Regions from separate parts of the Homo sapiens genome. Here all the other regions are linked to region 1. The links are chromatin contacts, found by Hi-C or POLR2A ChIA-PET in ENCODE. All regions are on one chromosome and are shown on one strand. Each heading gives the region's core, a stretch centred on a gene start or an enhancer-like site at or near the end of the contact. The rest is flanking DNA. Distances are from core to core; before and after follow the strand shown.

What was found. A loop is a pair of places that touch in the nucleus more often than their neighbours do. ChIA-PET counts read pairs that join two places held with the same protein, here RNA polymerase II (POLR2A). Pooled maps may share reads with other maps.
Region 2: a loop to region 1 is called in a map of gastrocnemius medialis, with 4 times the contacts of the local background. The contact joins two enhancer-like sites. A Hi-C loop is called at or near these places in 1 of 168 maps with a recorded cell type or tissue (gastrocnemius medialis) and 1 of 50 pooled maps.
Region 3: a loop to region 1 is called in a map of gastrocnemius medialis, with 7 times the contacts of the local background. The contact joins two enhancer-like sites. A Hi-C loop is called at or near these places in 1 of 168 maps with a recorded cell type or tissue (gastrocnemius medialis) and 6 of 50 pooled maps. POLR2A ChIA-PET finds 5 or more read pairs at or near these places in 1 of 52 experiments (naive thymus-derived CD8-positive, alpha-beta T cell).

Annotation. Positions count from the first base shown.
Region 1 is chr15:85,580,926-85,585,197 of GRCh38, reverse strand. AKAP13 (A-kinase anchoring protein 13) reads right to left here. Exons shown (of 37, transcript NM_007200.5): 7 at 3,091-4,272. Among named protein-coding and RNA genes, the nearest start is that of LINC02883, 180 kb to the left of the region's middle. RefSeq lists a silencer at 3,526-3,820. Within about 2 kb of position 2,942, at least 33 of the 41 ENCODE cell types and tissues checked have a DNase peak (open chromatin) inside an H3K27ac peak, as active enhancers do; they include gastrocnemius medialis, where a contact is called at or near this core.
Region 2 is chr15:84,839,558-84,843,803 of GRCh38, reverse strand. ALPK3 (alpha kinase 3) reads right to left here. Exons shown (of 14, transcript NM_020778.5): 5 at 2,872-4,102. Among named protein-coding and RNA genes, the nearest start is that of ALPK3, 24 kb to the right of the region's middle. RefSeq lists an enhancer at 2,548-3,041. Within about 2 kb of position 2,808, at least 21 of the 41 ENCODE cell types and tissues checked have a DNase peak (open chromatin) inside an H3K27ac peak, as active enhancers do; they include gastrocnemius medialis, where a contact is called at or near this core.
Region 3 is chr15:84,631,685-84,635,539 of GRCh38, reverse strand. It overlaps the pseudogene SCAND2P and the pseudogene EGLN1P1. Among named protein-coding and RNA genes, the nearest start is that of WDR73, 21 kb to the left of the region's middle. RefSeq lists silencers at 1,253-1,332, 1,803-2,152 and an enhancer at 3,647-3,696. Within about 2 kb of position 1,404, at least 6 of the 41 ENCODE cell types and tissues checked have a DNase peak (open chromatin) inside an H3K27ac peak, as active enhancers do.

The DNA.
Region 1 (4,272 bases), core at 1,693-4,192:
AACCAGTAAGAATGAACTACTCAGCAGTTACGTCTTATTTTTAACCCTTATTTCTTCCAAAACTGAAACCTAATCACAGACTAGCTATCCCTTTCTTAAGAGAAACGTTTCTGCGCATGTTTTCTCAAGAATTACATAGTTGTCCTCTTGCTGGCCATGTTGACAGACCAAAAACAGTGGTGGTTTTTGTTACCTGACCACCACATGGTCAAGCAAATACAGGAAGGAAATGATAAATGATGTCTGAGGCAAATTTAGGCTTCTGACACTTCTTTAAACGGGACTCATGATTGAACAGTCAAAATTCACCTTAATAATCCAAATGCAAATGGAACTGTCATCTCGATTTCATGTGGAAATGCATCTGTGGTTATTAACCTAGTGATGCCACTACTCTGGCAAGAAAAATGCTCCCCACACTAAAGAGCACAGAAGTTTCTTTCACCAAAGAATAAATTATATTAAGATTTTATTCTAGGAGCACATGACATGTACAAAAGTCTACCTTAAATTTGTAAGAGTTACATTTCTATAGATGAACCTCTTTTCTTCCTTCTTTGACCTTATAATTATATAATCTTACCAGCAGTTTAAAAATGGGTAAACAAGTTTCCTTGCCCAAAGAACCAAAATCTGTGTTAAATTTCATAAAATGTTATTAAAGTTAAAATCTGACTAAGCAATCCCCTTAGAACTATCCCTTGATCAAAACATCTCTAAGTGAGTCAGAGTAATTTCTGGGGGGAAAGAGGGTTGCTTTCCTCTGGGGATGTGATTTTTGGTACCTCCTTCCTTTCCTATACCTATCAACTTTGAAAAGATGCATCTTGGCACAGCAACCAGTCACACTAGAAAACAGTGATTACTCACACTTGACGGGTGTCGGCAGCCTCTGCAGGACTGGCGTGGCTCAGTCATGCATCACTGATTTCCTAAGCACTGTGGTCAATGCTTTTGGTGGGTCAAGGGCCACATCCCCTTCTTTCAAACTGGCTCCTTCCAAATCAGCAGTTAAACCTATGTCTTCTCACTCACAAAACAGTATGATTAAATCTATGAGTAGAATGTAAACTTGATAGAAAATACCCTTTGGCTCTGAGATCACACTCAGGTGCTTTTTCTCTAAAGTAATGTGACCAGGGATTTTCCCAATCCTGGCCATTTTCTGAAGAAAGTACCAATTTCTTCATGACTGGCTACTTTCTCTGTAGTCTGAGACCATCAATACAGAGTTCCTCTGCAGTTTGAGACCATGAGTATGACTCCTTTTGGTAACAGGACAAGTAACTCACCTACACAAAATTTACCAACCTCAAGCCCATATATACTGCTGAAAGTCCATACATTTTTCTTCCTTCTCAAAACCTCAAAATCCTAAACATCCGTCATTTCTCACCATCTTTACTATATGTGCTAATAAAAATCAAAGTCTGAAATTCTCCCTGGTTTTTACTTTTTCTCATAGGATACTACAGACACAATCCCCACAGAGTTCACACTTGCTTGAGTCAAATTCTGACCACTGAGCCAGAAAGAGAAATAATTCCGGCCCATGTGGCCAAGGACGCAGCACCGAAATGAAAAGAACATCACCAGGCATCAGCTTACAGCCACTCCCATTCTTCTGAAATGCCAACCTGCCAGGGCCCCCAAAATAGACTTGTTGTTGTGGCTTTTTTTAAAAATTAGAGACCTCATTTAAATCCTGAGACAACAGCCAGCAAGTATCTATCACTAACAATCCAAAACATTAATAAAACTAAAAAGCTAAAGTCATCAAAAATTCTACCTCGGATTCCTTAAATCCCTCAACTGGGGAGGAAAAAGATTATAAACGGCTAAAAGCCCTTTACCAGGGAAAATAACCACTGTATTTAAATTGCGCTTCTTCCAAAGCAACTTCTTTTGCTCCATTGATTCATTTCTCTCCATAACCCTCCCCCACATTCTTAATACATATGTGTAAAGGGATTTTCAAAAATTGAAAAGAACAGCAAAAATAAACAATAAAGACAAAACAGGCTGCTTCTTACCTACAAAAGCCTAGGGGCAAGCATGGAGATAGGTCTTCTGTCTACAGCTGGTAACAGGTGGTGGTATAGAAGTGTGCATCAAACTGACCTTTAAAGACTTCAGGAGCCAAGATCGTGTCCGACTCCCGTTTCAGCTTCAGCCTCAACCCCCGTTAAGAAGTTTTATTCAGATAGTTTATTTCCACGGAGCAATAGCGGTTTCTCTTTGCTGCCTCGGAACATGGTTACCCACAGATGGAACAGGCTGCTGTGTGAGCAATCTGCTCAGTGCAGCTGCTTCACCAAGATAAAGCAGACACAAGGTCTGCCCTGTGACAGCAGCTCAGCAGACTGGGCTTGGGCGGAAATCCTGCATCCTATCCCCTGCACTGTGCAGGGTCTTGAATTCTCAGACTGCTGCCCAAAAGCAACAGGCAATGGAACTAGAGGTCCACTCCCCAAGCAGGAAAAGGAAGGAGTTCCCCGTCAACAACACCCCTAGCCCAAAAAAAACAAAAACAAACAAACAAAAAACCACCAATGACCTAATACCACCATTTTGGATGTTGGGAAGTCAGCTCAGAACAATACTTACAGCTGTTCATGAAACCACTCTGACTCTAAATTTGCTCAGAATACAGACTAGGATGATAGGGGAGGAAGGGAGTTTCAGGCTTGTAGATAAAACACAGCTTTTTGGCACTGTTTTCTATGGTACTAGAGAAAAGGATTAAGCCATGTGAATAAAAACATCTGCTAAATTCTTTCACCACTTTAGAGTACCTGTGATCTAGGCATTGTTTTCTAGGTTTGCAAAGTTGCAACCACTCCAGAATGAGACAGGAGTGTTTATAAGCTTAAGCAACCAAGCAGTAAGTCTACAATACAGGAAGCAAAATCTGTCCAACCCTGAGATGACGTGCCCCTCCTGATGGTGGTGACTATTAACTTGGCTACCTACCCAATGAGTGCAAGGCCTCAAAACAACAAAGATGCCTATATTTTTACCAGGACACCACAGTGACTCTTAAGGGAATCTGCTTCTCAGACTGTTAATTTTGTATTATGTTTTGCTTACCTGCTGCTGGCTCAGGCCCCTGGACAGGTAAAATGATCTTCTCTGGCTCCTCCCTTCCAGCAAAACATCCTGCAAGGCTCCCCGTGGCTTCCTCAGGAGTACTGCCCATTGGTAGGCTCTCCCCAGGTGGGAAAGTACTCACTTTTTCTGTAAAAGCACTCTCTAGTCCTTTAGTGAGAGGACCCAACTCAGGGCTGGACAGTGACATGTGACAGGCCTCCCCCTCAGTAAGCAGTGCTCCAGCGGCCTTGACTTGTTCGATGACAGCATCCACTATACGGCTGGCAGCCTCCTCTATCAAGTCTGCCCCCTTAGGCAGAGGTGCGTCCTGGGCAGAGACCATGCAAGGTAGAGAGGGAGTGCTCCTTTCCCTGCCTGAAGGCGGGGCTCGCATGACTTCCCTCACACCAGCTGGGGCCCCATCATCATGGGCTGAGAGCTCCATGTCTGTGGGGAGCTCCTTGGCAACAGGCTGCAGTAGGACAGGATGTGCTTCATCGTCTATTTGGGCTTCCTCAGCGTCACCCATGGTACAGCTGTGGTCTGCTCCCTCCAGCTTCCCTTTCTCCCAATCAAGAGGTATCATCTCTGGGGTTCCAACTCCCTGTGGGTCAGTCACAGCTTTGTCCTGTAGAGCCACTGGCAAACCTAGAACGGCATTCTTCTCTTGGCTCAACAAGACGTTTGGAATCAGGATGTCTTGGGTGTTGTGTGATATATTCTCTCTTCTGGGCTCAGCCATACCTTGTAGAGCATTAACCCCTGTAACATCCACCGTCACATCTCCACTCACCTCACAGGCACTAGTTTTTCCCTGGGATTGAGTGTTCTTCACTCCAACATCCAGAGGAGAAGGCTGACTGCAGTTAAGAGCATCGGACCCATCAGACCCATCTGGCAACAGACATGGCAACAGAGCGGAGCTGTTGTGCTCTGCCCCCAAGGCTTCCTGCCTTGACTCTGTGGCCAGACTTGCTCCTGGTGGCACCAGGCTCTGGGCAGCCCCACCTTGAGTCAGCAGTGAGACTTGTGGGGCCACTTCCTTGTTATGTTCAGTTTCTGCCTTAAGAAAGGCAGAGGATGCACCCGGTGAATTACTTAGCTGAAGTGCTTTGTCCTTGGCACAGTCAGCTGAGATTGATTTTTCATGAAATTGTTGAGTATCTTGTCCAGGAGGTGGTG
Region 2 (4,246 bases), core at 1,559-4,058, 740 kb after region 1:
CCAATTTCTATCTTCTGTGGACTTATCTTCATTTCATGCTGAATATTATATTTGAAATACTTTTTAAAAATAATTTCAGGCTTAAGATGATGCTGTCATCCTCCAGATATGATTTTTGTTTGCTTCTGCCAGGTGCCTGAGGGCACTAGGTATCTTGAACCACCTAATTCTAATTTCAGGGATTGAGATATTTCTTAGTTATCCATGTAACTTGGAGCTCGTCAGTAACTCAATACCGTGAGACTAATTTACTTGATTCCCCTTTCTCCTAGGGTACAAACCTTCAGAGTCCCAACCCAAAACCCAGGGGGCTTACAAGGGCTCCCACTCTTGAGACCATGGGCTCTAATTTTTGTCTCCTTAGTCTCATGAGACTATCTAAACTATTGCTCACTGCAACCTCCACCTCCCAGGTTCTAGCAATTCTCCTGCCTCAGCCACCCAAGTGGTCAGAATTACAGGCACGTGCCACCACACCCGGCTAATTTTTTGTATTTTTAGTAAAGATGGGGTTTCACCATGTTGGCCAAGCTGGTCTCAAACTCCTAACCTCAAGTGAGCCACCTGCTTCGGCCTTCCAAAGTGCTGGGATTACAGGCATGAGCCACTGTACCCAGCCTAACCATGAGGTTTTTGTTGGAGCAGTGGAACCAACACAGACAACTTCTCAGGTACCACACTGCCTGAGCCCCTCCTCCTACCTTTGGGAGGCAAGGAAGAGGGGGCTGGTACTTCCTCCTCTGGCCCTACCAGGAGGATGCCACCATCTGGTATTGGGTTCCTCACCATTTAGGCAGAGAAGCCAGATTTGCACACTCACTTGGCCACCAGCCTGGTCCCTTCCTAAATGAGCTATGAGGGCCTATGAGAGCCATCTCTTCCAAAAGTCCCTGCTGTCCAGCCTGTGGGCTGTCAGGCATGTGCAGCAGCCCCACAAAGCCTTCCCCGGGCCACTGTGAACTTACCATTCCAGTGGCCAAAACTACAGGAGACCAGGCATGAGGGGGACAAGAGTCAGGAACAGGTTCCAGAAAGTCTGGTTTTAGGTCCTTGAGGTTTGTTCCACTCCAAAGCCCTCTGAACTACTGTTCCTACAGTCTAACCTTAGCACCCATGAAATAAAACCATTTCCCATGGTCACCCTTAAAACTAGTCTTTCCCTCCTTCCCACCATGAAAGTTCTCTCCATGGGAAAGCCCCTCCTGTTCTCCACAAAGCATCCTTTCCCCTTTGCCCTCTGCCAGGTGCTGTATCAGCTTGTCCCTCATGTGCTTCCCTTCACTGCTCCGAGAAACCACCTGTCCTCTGTCCCTACCCCTGGGAAACACTGCTTTCCTCCTGTTCCCCCATGAAGCCATTCCCGATCTATAACTGCTTCCTCTATCCTAAGAAACAGTCTCATCTTAGTTCTCACCAAAACCAGAGGATGTCTCCACTTAAGGTTATCAGATTTAGCAAAAAGAAATACTGGGCTGGGCACGGCGGCTCACGCCTGTAATCCCAACATTTTGGGAGGCTGAGGTGGACAGATCACTTGAGGTCAAGAGTTCAAGATCAGCCTGGTCAACACAGCAAAACCCTGTCTCTACTAAAAATACAAAAATTAGCTGAGCATGGTGCCTCACACCTGTAATTCCAACTACTTTGGAGGCTGAGACACAAGAACTGCTTGAACCCGGGAGCCGGAGGCTGCAGTGAGCTGAGATCGCACCACTGTACTGCACTCCAGCCTGGGCAACTCCATCTCAAAAAACAAACAAACAAATAAACAAACCAAAGAAAGAAAGAAATACCGACACCCAGTTAAATTGGGACTTCAAATAAATAACCAGTATTTGTCTCAGTGTAAATATGTTCTATCTATTTTATCCACCCCAGCCCCACTCTTGAAATACTTTTCCTTCTGCCACTCATAAGAAACACTGTCTTCTTTCTGTCCCACTATAAAACACTCTGTCTCCCAAAACCACTGTGAAATAATGCCCCCCAAGCCCCTGAAACATAAAGAAATAACCAAAAGGGACGAATTGTTTCCTTCCTGCCCTCTCAATCCCACCCCTCAAGCTCCTTAACGCTGCCACCCATCTGCCTCTTTGGGGAGTGGACACTCCACTACCCCTGTCTCCACACAAAACATAATCTTTTCTCTGTCAGCTACCTGTTCCCTAGAAGATGATGGCACTCCTGTTACCAAGTAAAAACACTTTGCCTCTGTTTCCCACCATAGTCATATCTGATCCCAACTGCCACTTACTTAGTTCTTAGAGGGCACCAGATTCTTACAACAGCCCTACGAAGTAGGTATTGTTATGATTATTCTTCCAGTTTTACAACTTGCTCTAGATCACGCCATGTTAAGGCAGTCAGATTTGCATATAGGTATGCCTGACTCCAGAACCTTAGATAAACCCAGATTTAACCAGCATTTCCTGGACATTCAGCTTTGTTAAAAATCGAATGAGTAGCCAAGTTGCCACCTGCTGTACACTACAGCGCACACCTGCTCCTCCGTCTCCCCCATGAAACACTGTTGCCTCAGCAAAGCCCACAGAAAGCTCTCCACTGGCCCCCTTTCCCACCCCAGAGAACATTATCTTCTTCCATCTCCCTCCGGGGCACAGTCCCCTTGGCTGTGAACTCCTACACTCCCAGAAGAGGGTCACAGTCAGGCTGTGCTGCCCACATGCCTGGCATCTGGAAACTGGCTGGGGCAAAGGGCATGCCTGTGGTCCCTGTAGCTGGCACTCCAGTCCCTCCCCACCCCTTTCTATAAATAGCCCACTGCTCACTGGCTGCCCAGCAGTTGCAGCAAGAGTTTCCATGAGGTCAGCTTCCCAGAGCGGCCTCCAGGCACCCAACACCCACACTTACCTCTCCTGGAGTCCTGTGGCCTGCTTGCCCCTGCAACGTGCTGTCCCGGGTGCCATGTCTCCGCCGGGCAGGGGGCGTCGGCACCTGCACAGAGGCCTGAGGTGGGGCCTTTCCTAAGCTCTGGGCCCCGCATTCTGGAGCTTGACTCAGAGAAGAAATGGGCTTGCTGTCAGTGGTGGCCTCTCCTTTGGGCTTTGGAGGGGCAAATCTCTTTCTGTTGAAAGGCCTAGTCGGCTGGGGGGTCAAGGAGTGTGTGGGCTGGCCAGGAGCGCCAGGCACCCCCTCGCTTCTAGCCCTGAGGGGTGCCTTCCCCTTGGGACTCTCCCCAGGCGCCCGGACACTCAGGGTCTGGGGTCCCTCTTCCCCAAGAGGCCTGACTGCCTGGGTGTTCTCCAGGTACATGTCCTTCAAGGAGAAATACACTTCCTGGCCTGGGCCTGGGCCAGGGGCCTTCTGGGCCTTGTCTGGAGTGCCCACAGCAGAGGCTGGCTTCCTGGTACTATCTGTGCCAGAGGACCCAGGCCCCCGTGCAGCCCTGCCTCTGGGCTGGGTCTGAACCTGCTCCACGCCCACGGGCCCCTGAGTCCCACAGGAGTCAGGCTCGTCTGAGCTGGGGATGCAGTTTTCTGAAGAACGGCGGCTTTGGGCTGCCTTCTCTAACTCTGGCTTCCGCAGGCCTTGCTTGGATTCCTCATCTTTCTTTTTCTTCTTGGCCCCACTCTCCTCTTTGAGGGCTCTCTGAGGCCCCAGCTCCATGGCGTCACAGATGTATGTCAGCAAGCCATGCTCTCCGTCCTCTCCATTCTCGGGGGCAGCCTCCCCGTTGGTGGTCACTTCTCCAGAAGCAAAACTGTTGATCAGGCCCAAACCTGAGTGCTGAGCAGTCTCAGTCTCTCCCTCCTGCCAAGCCGCCAGGGTCCCACCCTCAGGCTCCCTGGTAGGGACCGAGGGGCCCGGCGCTTGAGCCCCGCTCAATCGCCGCTTTCGCTGGAAGCGGTCGGGGCTGAGCTTGCGCAGAGTGTCGACCTCCCCAGGCACCGCCTTCTCGTGCTTCCAGCTCTGCTCGATCTCGCGCAGCTTTGCCGCAGCCTTGCGCTTCAACTTGGCGAACCAGCGCTGGTGGATCTTGTACTCAGTCATGGTGCCCACCTCCAGGACCCCTGAGCAGGACACAATGCCCTTGCTGTTCTGGGCAGAGGCCTGGTAGATGGCGGCATCTTCTTCTCGACACCTAGAGGTAGGAGCGGGAGGTGCCACCTCTCCCCTCCTGGGAGGTGAGAGCCCCCACACCCCCCAGCCAGAGCCGTTCAGAGCCGGGCACACTTCCCCCTCCCTACAGCAAGCCCTGCCGTGTGCTACGCCCCATCTCACACGT
Region 3 (3,855 bases), core at 155-2,654, 950 kb after region 1:
TGTAGTCCCAGCTAGTTGTGAGGCTGAGGCGGGAGGATTGCTTGAACCTGGGAGACAGTGGGGTTGCAGTGAGCTGAGAATGCACCACTGCACTCCAGCCTGGGTAACAGAGCAAGACTCAAAAAAAAAAAAAAAATTAAACTCTTCTTATTGTGTCTTTTTCCTTGTAAGACATTAACTAAAAGTTACTGGTAGTAAATGGTGACTGTTTTACAATTGGGTTTCATTATTGACAATATCAAAAAAAAGCAGCAATCTTTAAGAGTTCAAATTAGTGTAAGATAGGAAGGACTGCAAAACAATCTGATTTTTCAGTTGTAATTAAAGTGCTCCTTTTCTTATTTTAAGTAAAATAAAATTAATCAGTCACTGGCAACAATCATTATTAAGAGGTCTTTTAGGGCAAAATTTAATAGTATGAAGAGGTTTACAAAAATAGATTGACGTTATTTTGAGAAATACTGTAATTTTTTCTCAATTCAGTTTTGATAAATTGTACCTAATCATAGAAAAATTATTCCAATTCAAACTTGACATATATTAAAAAAGTAGAGATGAAATTAACTCAGCTACGTAACAGATCTGGCAAAATATAAGAATGAAAAAAATTCTACACAGGGCACTTATTTCATATCCAGAGGTAAAAACATTTTCTATTAGTAGCTTATCTTCTTCCTGTAAGCAATCACAGATTCTAAGTTGATCATGCGGTACAAAGTCACAGCAGTCAGAATCTTCTGTTTGATGCAACACACAAAGTTGTTTGTTTCCTTACTAAAATGCGAACTGGTTGTCTATTTTTCTTTATCCCATTTATTCGTATTCACAAATTAACAAATAGCGTCAACAATTATTGTAGGTGAAGTGGGGTATTGCTGGATCAAAGGCTCTATAAGACGTCTTTACTGACTGAATCTGAAGGTTTATTGAGTTCAATCCTCACACCTTTTTCACCTGTTAGATATTTTACTTTAGCTCGTGCTCTCTCATCTGCATCAAATACCAAACAGTTATTGCGTACTTTGTAGCATATGCTGGTTGTACTTCATGAGGGTTGCGATGGTCAGACCAGAAAAACAGCAGTCTATCAAATTTGGGTTCAATGTCAGCAAACTAGGCTTTACCTTCTAGAAAAATTCGAAGTATACCTCCACTTACCTTGGCATCCCGTTCTTTAACGTAATGTAATACATTTCACACGTCTTCCGTCTCCATTTGGATTATCAACATGACGTACATAACCCGTTCCATTGACCGGATAACAAGCAGCCATGGCTTTTGTCCGGCCCGGGGACGCGCGAGGCGGGGACGCGGCCGCCGCGGGGTCGGCCGCGGACTTGGCCTTTGCCTTGGCTGCGTCCCCGGAGGCGCTGTCCCGGCGCCTCGCTGCCTTCCTGGCCTCCAGGGCCCGGTCCCTGGACGGCGGCGCTGCAGCGGGCGGCGCGGGGCCGGAGTCCTGGTGAGGGCCCCCTCCGTGGCCGAGGGCGCCCTCGCTGCCCTGGCACACGAGCTTGTGCTTCTTCCAGTCCTGGCGCTGGCGCTCCTTGCAGCAGAAGGAGCTGCGGCTGCAGCGCAGCAGGTTCTCCATCTTCCCGCACAGCTCGCAGTACTGCCGGTCTCGCTCGCTCGAGCTCGGCTCGCCGGGCCCGCAGCTGTCATTGGCCATGGCGACCGCAGCTGAGCAGGAGGGGTGCGGCCGGACGGCCTCGCCCGAGGCTGGGGAGCGGAGAGAGAGATAGGGGCCGTCACTGCGCCATGCACCCGCTACCCTTGACTCAAGGAGGCTGGCACCCAGGGCCCTCGGCCGGGTCGCTTCCGAGTCCTAGGCTCCGGCGCAGCGCAGGCGGCCGCCTCAGCGCCTAATCGCCGCCGTGGGCTGAGAGAACGCGGCCTGTGCGGCGAACGGCAACCCGGGCTCGGGCGCGCGAGCCTGCGGAGCGCAAGACCGGCCCCCTCGGCTGCCGCCACCGCCTCAGCGTCCCGGGCGGCCCGGCCCAGGCTGCGGAGGAGCGCAGGGTAAGCGGGTGCCGCTCGCTCTGCGCATTCTGCACGTACACCACGGTACGGCGGCGACCCGGCCGTGCGGCGCGCGTGGGCCCACACTGCGATTTCTTATCACTCTTGCGGACGGGCTAGAGTTCGTTCTATTTTGGGGCTGTGCTTCAACTGTTCCTCTGGTTCTGCTGTGAACTTCACCATTGCCTGGAACAGACAGATTCTGTCTGTGCTTGCTTCGGATGGATGTTTAGAGAACTCAGTACTGATCCTGAGGGCTCCTTCTTTGAGAGCACATCCTGTCCCTCTTCAAGGACTGGAAGTGGTCAAAATTCTGTAGGGACTAAAACTTAAACATCCCAAACATAAAAAAGCAGAGGAAAGGTTGGGTGCAGTGGCTCACGCCTGTAATCCCAACACTTTGGGAGGCCGAGGTGGGTGGATCACAAGGTCAGGAGTTCGAGGCCAGCCTGGCCAATATGGTGAAACCCAGTCTCTACTAAAAATACAAAAATTAGCCGGGCGTGGTGGTGGGCGCCTGTAGTCCCAGCTACTAGGGAGGCTGAGGCAGGAGACTCGCTTGAACCCGGTTGGCGGAGGTTGCAATGACCCGAGATGGCACCACTGCACTCCAGCCTGGGTGACAGAGCGAGACTCCCTTTCCAAAAAAAAAAAAAAAAAAAAAAAAGCAGAGGAAAAAGCCAGTCTTATGCAAAAGCCTGCAACAGCAGTAAAGACGGCAGACATGTGGAAGGCTTTATGGAGATAAGGCCATGGACCACTGCATCCTGGCCACCCAGCTCTCTGGGGACTGCTCCTACCTGCCTTGCCAAACCCTAGGCAAAAAGACATAGGATAATTCAGGTGTTTTGCAATAGGCTCAATAATGTCGACAAAGACCACCGAAGCCGCTTGCCTCTGGCTGGCTGCTACAGAGTGAGAGCTGTTCTCCAAAAAGACATCCCTGTCACATGTGCTCCTCCCTGATCACAGTGAGGCTCATACCATTTTAAGCAATTTTCTTATTTAATGGCAGGGACGGACACTCAGAGCAGCCAATGTTGTGCATTCTCTGAAGAGTCAGCCTGAACTTGGAAGGAAAGTTGCAGATACCATGACCACGAAATAAGCAAATTCCAGTTTAACATCAATAGTGAAGTATGCCCACACTGCTAGTAACCCAAGGCAGCTCTGTCTCTCACATACCTCTATTTTAACTGTTCGGAACTATGTTTTTATAGCTCACCTCCAGCCTCTGTCTTCCAGGTTCTTTCTGCAAGTCTTCCACCAGGGCCACTGCCTCCTCTCCACTCTCCGGATGCTGCTGTCTGACCCAGATCTGGATCTCCTGGAGAAGGACAGTCGGGAACTGTTCTAGGACCAGCAACTCCAGGATCTGCTCTTTTGTACACTTCTCTGGCCTTAGCCACTGACAACAGAGCTTCTGGAGCTGGAGGAGGGCCTCTCGGGGTCGTGATGCTTCTTGGTAACGGAAATGCCAAAAGCTCTGGCAGGATGTCTCTGGTCCAGGGTAATTCCCTTGAAGGGAAATTTCCTGCTCCCAGTGGGAATCTTCTTCCAGTTTAACTATTTGGAGATCTTGTACTGAAGGAGTCTGGATTTGTTGGTCCACAGCTACAGCCATTGTTCAGGTCAGAGAAGAGCTTTGCAACCGCACTCTAAAGCTCAAACCTCTTCATCACCTCACTGGGAAGCCATCTTAGAACTTCCACTTAGGAGTCACTAAGTGGAACTTCTCTTGAAATTCTAGAGTCAGAGACATACATTACAAAGTTAACTCTAGTAAAAATCGCAAGTGTTAGCCCAGCAGGCTTGAGGTGAAGAAGAGAGCCTTCCTGT